Linked DNA regions of Homo sapiens: region 2 is linked to region 1. Evidence: chromatin loops called from intact Hi-C (ENCODE). Cell type or tissue: prostate gland. All regions are shown on one strand. Links, peaks and the distances in the headings refer to the core of each region. The heading gives the core; the rest is flanking DNA. Region 1 has its middle 100 kb from the start of EXOC2. Region 2 has its middle 200 kb from the start of LINC01622.

Evidence for each region. Hi-C counts contacts between places; a loop is a spot of excess contacts. Peaks named below come from ENCODE experiments on the same cell type or tissue, not always from the same donor. Only the 100,000 strongest peaks of a DNase experiment are listed, where the experiment ranks them.
Region 2: it touches region 1 in a loop (2.2-fold over the local background); 10 of 110 quality-filtered maps call a loop at or near these places.

Annotation. Positions count from the first base shown.
Region 1 is chr6:794,646-800,029 of GRCh38, forward strand. No RefSeq gene overlaps it. Among named protein-coding and RNA genes, the nearest start is that of EXOC2, 100 kb to the left of the region's middle. In prostate gland, for the core only: a CTCF peak has its summit at 3,044 (motif pointing right); a DNase peak (open chromatin) is centred at 3,076.
Region 2 is chr6:898,463-903,846 of GRCh38, forward strand. No RefSeq gene overlaps it. Among named protein-coding and RNA genes, the nearest start is that of LINC01622, 200 kb to the right of the region's middle. In prostate gland, for the core only: no CTCF peak of the experiment used is centred there; DNase peaks (open chromatin) are centred at 2,492 and 3,427.

The DNA of each region.
Region 1 (5,384 bases), core at 214-5,213:
GAGAAGTCTCTGAGCCCTGCATTGGACCTATTGCCTGAAGTATTGTCAGTCCCCAATCCTCTGGTGCCATAGAGAGGAAAGAGTAAGATAATGAAACTTTGAGGTTCGAACTTTGCATTTTGTAGTAAAAAATAGGTTTCTTAATATATGTGATTGTAATGGCATACAAGGCTTTTAAATTCATGTGCATATAAGATAAATTTTAAATATTCTTAGAGGGTTTTCATGAAATATCACCTTCACATATTTCATCAGTTCAGTACAAAATGCAAAAATGTCTATTGTATAAAACGGGAGATTTAATCACGACCACGTTAGGAATCTCCCCAGTTACCCCTGGGAACACAGCCCCCCAGAGTGGAGACATGCTTAGACTGCCATCTGTTTCAGCATCCCTGTTTCAATGCTCCTAGTGATGGATTCCTGTCCAAGACATAGAAGCAGGTAACAAATCTAGACTGATAATAAATGGAAGCTGCAACCATAAAACCCCAGTGCAGATACAAGAGACTCTCACTGCGTCTGGCAGTGCCTCATTACCTTGTCAGTGTCAGGATGTGGCTCCAGATTTCCTGCTGCAATGAAATTATATTGGGGCTATCGCTGGAGCACACGGCTGGCCAGCCGCAGGAGGGTGGGGGCTTGAAGGGGGGCACATGCTGCCAGATGTTCCGCCGGAGTCTGTCTCTTTTAAACTTGCTTCACCAAAAACTCTCCCCTACCGATTTCTAACATCCCTACTGCTTTAAGGAAATGCACTTGGAAACTGCTCTTAATTTGGCTGTGTTTGTTGCCAACAGTCTTTTGTCTTGTCTTCCTAACCTCTGCATAGGGGAGCTGATGAGCAGAAGGATCCGATTTCAGCCAAACATGTGTTTCACCGTATTGAAATGTGTGCTGCTTAATAGAGTAAACACCAATATATCTGAGGGCCAGGAGACTGAATTAACTGATTAGTATCAAAGAGTGCTGGGGCCGTAAACGGTAATTGGCCACTTTCTGAGAAAAGGTAGAACTCCTTTAAGACAAGGTCTTCCATTCTCATTAGCCCCTTACAACTAGAAACTATCATTTAGCCTCACCAGGCCAAGAGAGTAAATGATTCTCCAATTTTGTATTCCTTTTCTTTGGATAGGAAAAATGGGTTGAGCTAACTGCTTACAAATTGTAAAAAACAAGTAAGAAATGCTTATGACACATTTTGCCTATGTTTTATGTTTCTCTTTGACTTTTCAACGAGGTAAAAGTAGGATCCAATATCAGAAGGAGAAAGGTCACCTACAATTAAGTGAATGTTTAAAAAAATACAAAAAATGAGGGAAGCTAATAGTCTACATAGGTTTGAAATATATGAGAAATTAAAGCTGTTTTATTTAAGAAGCAAAGCTTGGATTAATCTTCCAGGTAATGATAAAGAAGAGGGACTCTTACTCAGAATTTTTTTTAAATATTAAGATGTGTGAATCTGTACATTCTGCAGAGGTACCTGCAATCGTGAGTATTGAAACATACTAAATATGGGAGTAATAATCCATATAGGTCCTCCTTCATTTCAGTTTTCCATAGACCACATGAGTTCTGATAATCCTGAAAACGATTTGCTCTCTTCTCCAATGCTGAATGAAGACTACCTCATCCCTTCCTTCTTGCTTCTAACAGCAGATCAGATCTCCAGGTTCGAAGTTCCTAGATGTGCTTTCTGATCCTGGTTATTCTTTGTCAGCCTTCAAAGCCAAAGCCTTACTGACGTGCAGATCCAAGGAAAAGTTTCTTTCCTCATTGTGTGTTGCCTATGTTTATAACCACATACACACATAAACATGTAAACTCTGCATTTCAGAAAGCAATGATTTGTTATCCATATCTTATCTATACATTTCTGCTTTGACATTTTATTAAAAACATAAAAATGAGTACGGTAACCCAATTTGAATCCTTTAACTCAAAAAGTTTATTTATGTATACATAAACTGATTAAACACTTTTTTTTTTTGCCTTAGGAGGTACATGAATATGTTTTAAAATCTCCATAAAATAGCACAAGGTGCTCTGTGTAAACTTACCCAGAACATACAAATAATTGTAAAATAACTGAAGGGCTAATAAAATAAACTCATGTATCTGCTGTAAATGTTATTTCTTCTTCTTTTTTCTTTTTTTAACCAGGAAATAAATTAACAGTAATGTGTGTTAAATCAAACATTCGCTTTTGAAGAGTTCTCAAAGTTTCTGCAAGATAAAAACCATTTCTGGTGACAATGGTTTTAAAAAACAGTTAAATCTCTACGGATAATTTTAAGCATAGATTTTTTAAAGCACTAGTTCTAGGATTATGGAATCTTATTAACAAAGCAGAAATAATTTTAATGTTTATAAAACTGGAAGCACTAATCTGTTGTATTATGAAGGGCATAGAAAACTATTTATGAATTTATTTTCTTTTTCTGTCTCCTCTATTTTAAATTAAAATAGGAAATTTAAGATTAGGAAAAACTAGTAAATATCAAAGTTTCAATTTTAAACCCACTTTAAAATTGAGAAATACTCAAAGAGCAATAGATATGTTAAATAATTGTACTAAAAATAATTTTCACAAGCCTCTAAGCCTCAGAGGGACTTTATTGTTATTTATACATGTTTTGTATTTTTATATTTCTTTTTTCTCTTAGTAGCCTTCACACATTGTTTTAATAAAATCTTCATCTCATGCATTTTATTCTTCTAAACAGTAATAAAACAGCTTTCAGATTTTATGGTTTTGTTAGGATTGAGATGAAATGCTATCAGATTAAGCATTTTCCTTGTGAAAAATGGAAAGTGTTAAGTAAGTAGCACTTTGGACAGGGTTTTAACAACAGCTTTAGGAACAGCCTGCAGCTTTATAATTTCTAGGAAAAGAACAGGATACATACACATAGCAACCAACTTTAATTACATTTTATACCCATTAATAGTCACGTGCTCTATTCATTATTTTAAAATTTAAGATAGGAAAAGCATTTCAAGGAACTGATTTTGAAAGCACACTATTACATCCTGCCAGCAGGGGTCACAAAAGCATACACAATGGCTGTGGAACAGTTCATTTCTTTTCAGAGAGCACCTTCCAGTACAGCCAAACGTTTATCCGCTCCCGAGGACAACATTACAACCACATCTTCAAAACTGGGAAACATGAAGTTTGAACTCACTGAAAAGTCAGCTAGATTACTGAAAAATAAAAAAGAATATAGATTTGAATAAATGCTTGTTTTAGGTCTTTAAAAAATGACTTGGATCAGTTACAAAGGCCACATATATTGTATGTTCCCATTTATACAAAATGTCCTGAAGAGGCAAGTCGATGGGGATGGGGGTAGTGGGTGCCCAGGGCTGGGGGCTAGGTGGAAAGGAGGTTTGAATGGAGGTGATGGCTGAGGGGCTTAGGGCTTCTTTTGGGTAATAAATATTCTGAAATTGATTGTGGTGATGGATGCACGACTCTGTCAATATACTAAAAGTCACTGAATTGAACGCTTTAAGTGAATTGCGTATTATAAAAACGACATCTCACTAGAACTGTTTCAACAATGGCTTCACACATACGGCACTTTAGAAATCTGTATGTGGAAATCTCCAGGTTTATCTGCCTATGAGTGTTGATGGGTTTGGGGATCATAAATTACAATATGTCTTAATGATTTACGTTTTTGTCAATGACTTCACTTCAAATAAAGATAGATTAATTTACCCCAAACAGTTTATTGGGAGCTCTGGAAGGGACAGCAGTCAACCAGGAGAAGATCCTTGGAAAAGGACGGCCCTCAGAAGGTGTGGAGCTCCAGGCTCCGAGCCCGACTCCGCCAGGGGCCTGCAAGCTGCCGCTGGGCAGGTGCTTAACCTTTCTCCATTCATTTTTCCTGTTTGTAAAATGTGGGGCTGAGCTTTCTCCCTAAGGTGCTGTTTTAGATCTACAAATTCCATTGACTCTTCTCAGGCTGTTTGCTTATTTGTGACTTACTGGAAACCTAGGAGCCTTCCAGTTCATTTCCAGCAAGCTCTGTACATTTACATGTTATCTGAGTGAGGATGGAGAAACAATTTTCTTGTCTAACTTTTGCTAAGCTTGCTTTGGAAGCAGATGTTTGAACCTTTTGCTAAATTACTTGAATTTGGAAGTCTGAATAAAACATTACTTACATTTTAAGGTTTTAATAAAATTAGTTTTTTATTAAAAAGACCTAATTAAACTTATAAGAATTTCCCAAATTGGAACTTTATATGTAATAAATGATCTAGCAAGCAGTCAGATTCATATATATTTAATAAATACATAGCTTAACTGTGCCCCTTTACTTTTTAAACCAGCATTTTTAAATTTAGAAAAGTAGTGATATGTATTTTTCAGACATAGGAACATTTTTAGAGAAACGTGTTTTGAATTAGAGAGAGAAAAATTCCAAATTGATTAACTTTCTACTCTTTTACCTCTCCCTTTATGAAGAAAGATTTTTTTGTGGTTCACATTTGAATTCTCTCATTTCGCTGGATCTTTAATACAGCCAAAAATTGTAACATACTAAGACATTTGTTTTCTTTTCCTCTTCAAGATAAATACTTTAAAGACATCAAAACAAAAAGTCATCTGTCTGGTTCTCCCAAATCTTGTACAATCCCACAATACTCTCTAGCCCTCACAGCATGCTGGTAGGTGAAATTTGTCTTGACGTTTTTTACTTTGCTAGTTTTAACTCAGCTCCGTGAAGCATTGATCTTTTCTTTTCGCTGTCTTATTGCTTACTATGGGTATCCAAAAATGCGAAAAGAGGGTTGAAAACCCCCGAAAGTGTCACAGTAGAAAACGTGCAAGAGCATTGGGGAAACAGTCTTCCTTGCTCACGTGTTTGCATGTGTGTTGGTTTGCTTTTCTTTAATTCATAGAGTCTGACTGCAGCGGTCATGTCTGCCCATCTCTCTTGAGGCTTATTTCTCTGATGTTAAACATTTCAGCTCCTTGAATGTGTGGGGCATCCTCTATTTGTAGGTAGAATCCTGGAACTGGGGAAGTAATTTGAGGCTATCTGGTCATCTTCCCACCTAATAAGACAAGTGCTTTTATCATGCTGATTCTGCATGGAGGACATGGTCTCATTTTCCCAGGAACTAAAGGCTGCTATACTGCTTTTGAGTGGCGAACTCGTTTCATGTTGTCACAGCTTGATGTCTCTTACAACACAGGGTTGCCTCTCTAGTTGTCCAGGGCCACCCATCCGGAGCTCAGGCCATTTAACTCCCTTAACAAGTGGTTCACATCTCAAGAGCCAGGGTGTGTTGGCTTAGGCTGGAAGGGAAGGTCACCACCCAGCACTCGTTCCCTGTCCAGGCTACAAACTGCTCATCTGTCT
Region 2 (5,384 bases), core at 74-5,073, 100 kb after region 1:
GCTCCGCAGCAGTAGCTCCTTCCTCCTTCCTCCCTGCTCCCTGTTCTTCTCTCCCACCTCCATCCTTTGCTTTCTCCCTCCCTTTCCCCTTTCCCTTCAATGGGTCAGAGCTTTGGCTCTGCACCTGGCCAGGAAGAGGATGTGTGCCTGTGGGCCTAGTTTTTAGCCAGCTTAGGCCAGAGACTGTTACACAGGTGAAATCCAGACAATAAACAAGTCCTTTGAGATGACGAGAGTTGATGTTTCACATTGCTGGAGGAGGAAGTTACATATATGGAAAGAGGAATGAGTAAAAATAAGTCCTACAGTGTTGGGTGGGATTGCAGGTATTGTTGTCAGCTCATGGTGTTTAAAATAGATAGGTAGAAATAAAATGTACTTGCATATGTATACATATGCATTTACAATGTATGTGCATATCCATGTATTTCCTGGTTCTATCTATGCTGCTAGGGCATGGAAGCAATGACACCCTGGCAACAGTGAGCACACCTGGTACCCATAGCTTGGGTTCTAAATGCCACACACCACTGAAAGGAACCAAGGCTCCTTGGAGAGATGGCTGACTCCAGGGTTGGCCAGAGAAAATCCTAGATGAGCTTGGAGAATTTATTTTGTGCCAGAAAATATGGAAGTGCTCAAAAAGTGATGTGGGCTTTGTTAAACCAGTCCAGGAACCAGATCAAAGTCACTCCCACTGACCAAATGGAACACTTAAGCATCAAAATAATAGTGCGCTACAGTTTGTAACCCTTTGAGCAAAATAGGAATTCAGGAGTTCACATTGATATGAATGAATAAATGAGAGAGAAGGGAAAAGCCTACCTTCTTGTTGAAGTCTCAAAGCTTTTCTCCACAAAATACTCATTAATTCCTTACCAACTAATGAGTATCAGAAACTCATTACCTGACTTCACAGTGGAGAAACCTACCAGATCTCCTCTAAACCAAGTGATAAATTAATTTCACCTACCAATAGGACAAACTAACCTCGGGTGCCTGGTACAGTTTCGATATTTCTCCCTGCCCAAATCTCATGTTGAAATGGAGTCCCCGTGTTGGAGGTGGGGCCCGGTGGGAGGTGTTTGGATCATGGGGCAGATCCCTCCATGAATGGCTTGGGTCATCTCCTTGGTGATAAGTGAGTTCTTGCTCTGAGTTCAAGAGATGTGGTCATTTAAAGGTGATGGCATCTCCCCTCAAACTCTCTCTTGCTCCTCCTCCTGTCATGTGAGATGCCTGCTCCCCTTTTCCCTCTGCCATGATTAGAAGATTCCTGAGGTCCCCAGAAGTGGAGCGATCACCATGCTTCCTGTACAGCCTGTAGAACCATGAGCCAATGAGCCAGTTAAACCTCTTATTTATAAATTACCCAGTCTCAGGTGTTTTTGTTTGTTTGTTTGTTTTTGTTTGTTTGTTTGTTTGTTTTTGACAGTCTCACTCTTGTTGCCCAGGCTGGAGTGCATTGGCAGGGTTTCGGCTCACAGAAACCTCCGGCTCCCCGCCCGTTCAAGCAATTCTCCTGCCTCAGCCTCCCGAGTAGCTGGGATTACAGAAGCCAACCACCATGCCCGCCTAATTTTGTATTTTTAACAGAGACAGGGTTTCACCATGTTGGCCAGGCTACTCTCGAACTCCTGACCTCAGGTGACCCACCTGCCTTGGCCTCCCTGAGTCCTGGGATAACAGGCGTGAGCCACCGCACTTGGCCTTAGGTGTTTCTTTCCTTTTCTTTCTTTTTTTTTTTTGAGATGGAATTTCACTCTTGTCACCCAGGCTGGAGTGCAATGGCACAATCTCAGCTCACTGCAACCTCTGCCTCCTGTGTTCCCATGATTCTCCTGCCTCAGCCTCCAGAGTAGCTGGGATTACAGGTGCCCACCGCCACACCCAGCTAATTTTTTGTATTTTTAGTAGTGACAGGGTTTCACCATGTTGGCCAGGCTGGTCTCAAACTCCAGACCTCAGGTGATCCTCCTGCCTTGGCCTCCCAAAGTGCTGGGATTACAGGCGTGAGCCACCGCACCTGGCCTCAGGTGTTTCTTTATAGCAACACAAGAACAGCCTGACACAGTGCCCCCAGATGTGGTACACTGAGAAGAGCACAGGGTCATTTCTAAGGGATTCTTGCCCAAAATGCACAAGTGACAAACCTGAGACAAGTCCAAACCAAGGAGCATTTTTATCCAACGAAAGACCTGTATTTAAAAAGTGAAGATCGTGAAAGACAAAGGCTTTGAAACTGTTTCGGATGGAAGGGAATTGGAGTTGTGAAACCACAGGCAACGTGTGACCCTGAATTGCACTCTGGACCTTTGAAAAACACTATTAGTGCCGTCGGGGAAACTTGAATGGGGGTTGATGTGACAGTGCTGTATAGAGCCGTGTGAATGTCTTGATTTTGACGCTGTGCTTAGTTTATGTAGAACAATGTCCTTGTGCGTAGGGAATGCACAGTGTAGTATTAATAAGAACAGATGACACAGCGTCACATGAGCAGCTCACTGGCTGGTTCAGGAACACCCAGGTGTACACGACAACCACCCAGCCCCGTCCTCACACATCGAATGTGACGGTATTGAGATAAATGCTAACAATTAGGGACCCCCCCGGTGAAGAGTACACAGCAGGAAGGAAGCTCTTTGTACCCCTTTTGCAACTTTTCAGTAAATTTGCAGTTATTTCAAAATATAAAAAGTTAAACATTTGCTAGAAAAGTTTCTAAATGTTTACTCTCGGTTTCTGCTCAAGGGTGGGTGGCTTATGGTTCCCGCAGAGGCATTCCAAGTTACACGATCTGACAAGACATGGAGCGACCTGAGTTTGCGTGTTTCTAACACGTTGGCTTGAATCCAGCATGTGCTGGTGCTGGCTGTGTCCTGATGTGGCAGTGAGAGCTGCTTCTCCCTATAATTTCAATCACGCAGCTGGAGAAATCCCCATGAAATACTCCACCAAGGTGAATGAGCACGAGAGGCATTTCTACACGAGAAGTCCCTTTCTCCAGCTCCTAGCACACTTGGTAGCACCTACGAATCCTAAGGGAGGTGTTTTCTGTAGGCACAGATGTTCCTGGTATAGAAATCTGACCAACAGAGAGTACCCCTGGGTAGGGCCATAGCGCATCCCACGTCCTGGACCCAGCCCTTTGGGAGACGGAGGCAAAAGGCGATTTGGCACAGAAGTAGCCTATTGTTTAAGTTGTTTGGGCGTCCCTTTTGTTTCATTACCTGCATTTAATTTTGACTATTTTATGGAGTTAAATGTGTGATCCTTCTTATTAGATTCTTAGAAGGCAGCTTTGCTTTATGCAAGAACACCTGTCTATATGAACGTTTGTAAATGCTTTTTAACAGTTTTCAAGCAACCTTGGGCACACAGCTGGCCGGGGAGCTCCGGTGGAAGGGGCCAGCTGCTTGGCTGCCAGAATTGGAACGAGCATAGGACATGTGCAGCCACTGTAAACAAGAATGAATTTTCCTTAACCTTTATGAGTCAAATATTTATTTTTGGAATATTAACAAAATCAAAAGAATTGCCGTGTTCTTTTAAGTCAAAACACACTGACGTGCAGCTTTTAAGAAATTTTATTTAATGGAATAGTCTTAAATGGAAGCTAAAACAAATGCAGAAACACTGGAGATTTCTTGCCCAGTGTACATAGCACTGAAGCAACATTAAAAAAATCTTTAATGCTCTATAAAAGAAGCAATGAAATCCCTCTTCCCATAAAGTGTCCATCAGATGATGAGCACGCTGAAAATTCCCAAGTATGCCGTGGATAGAAAGCTCTTGGTGTGTGGCATTGTGTGTGTGCATGTGTGTTGAGGGGATGACAGATGTAAGTTCCCTAACTCCTCCCTCCCTTTACCCTCCCTCTCTCACCCTTTCCTTCTTATAAGCACATGTACGTGGGTAGGGAGATGTAGGAGTTGCTGGCTATTTAAAAAAATATTTTTGAGACAGGGTCTCACTCCATTGCCCAGGCTGGAGAGCAGTGGCTTCATCACGGCTCACTGCAGCCTGGACCTCCTGGACTCAGGCGATCCTCCCACCTCAGTCTCTTGAGTAGCTGGGACTACAGGCCCATCATGCCCTGCTAAATAGCGAAATAATTGCTTTTTGTAGGGGCAGCATCTCGCTTTGTTGCCCAGGCTGGTCTCACACTCCTGGTCTCAAGGGATCCTCCTGCCTCCATCTCCCAAAGGGCCGGGTTACAAGTGTGAGCCACCTGGTCAGAACTGCTGTTTTAAAGTGGCTAGGAACAGACCTATGGAAGAACTCTTTTCTCTGGAGCAGGGGTGAGGAGAAAGGTAAAGCTATCTTTTCCAAACTCTGCAAAGCAGCATTTCTGCATGTGGACTGCAATTAAAGAAAGGAAAAAAGAAAGAAAAAACAACAAAAACGTTGCTCATTTTGTCTTAGAAACAATTTACCTCTTTCTCTTGGTTTTGTCGTGATTGTGTTTTATGGAGAAATTTGCACAGAGGTGATTTTACATACAAAACACCCAGAACCAGCGACATAATTTGCGGGGCCCAGTGCAAAATGAAAATTTGAGGCCCCTAGTTCAAAAGGATTAAGAAGTGCCACATGGGAACGACAGAGCATTATCAAGTCCAGGGACCTTCTGAGGCTGGGGTCACTGGCAGCAAGGGTTGCCTGAAGTAATGATTCAGCCCTGCAAACATGGAACTGTATTGAATTGTAAGTACCAGCACTCTGGGAGGCCGAGGTGGGCAGATCACCTGAGTTCAGGAGTTTGAGACCATCCTGGCTAACATGGGGGAAACCCCATCTCTACTAAAAATACAAAAATTAGCCAGGCGTGATGGTGTGCACCTGTAATCCCAGCTACTCAGGAGGCTGAGGCAGGAGAATCACTTGAACTCAGGAGGCGGAGGTTGCAGTGAGCTGAGATCACGCCACTGCACTCCAGCCTGGGTGACAGAGTGAGACTCTGTAAAAAAAAAAAAAAAAGCCCAACATAAGTTAGCAAGCTGAGTGTTTCCAGCATAAAGCAATGGTTTATGACCAAGTCACCACTAAGTACAAGTTTTAATTTAAGCCTGTCGCCAAGTTCAAGCAAAAGTTATTATTATTTTTAAACCAGTAGTTGGAAGAATTCAGAGTCTAAATTAAGGGATTATGTGGTAAAAAATTTTCAGAAACTTAGTGAGTCTCACAGTTTGTCAAATATAAGCCTCTCTTCTGCTTTGTAAAATAGAAGTAAGGTATTTTAAGATTTCAGAGCTGAAGACCCCCACCAGGGGTGATCAGAAGTCATCCAAGTGTGACATCCTTATTGAGCAGGTCGAGGAAATTAGACCCAAGAAAATAAATTAACCGGGAACTTGAATATGCGACTTGTGGTTCAGTACTTG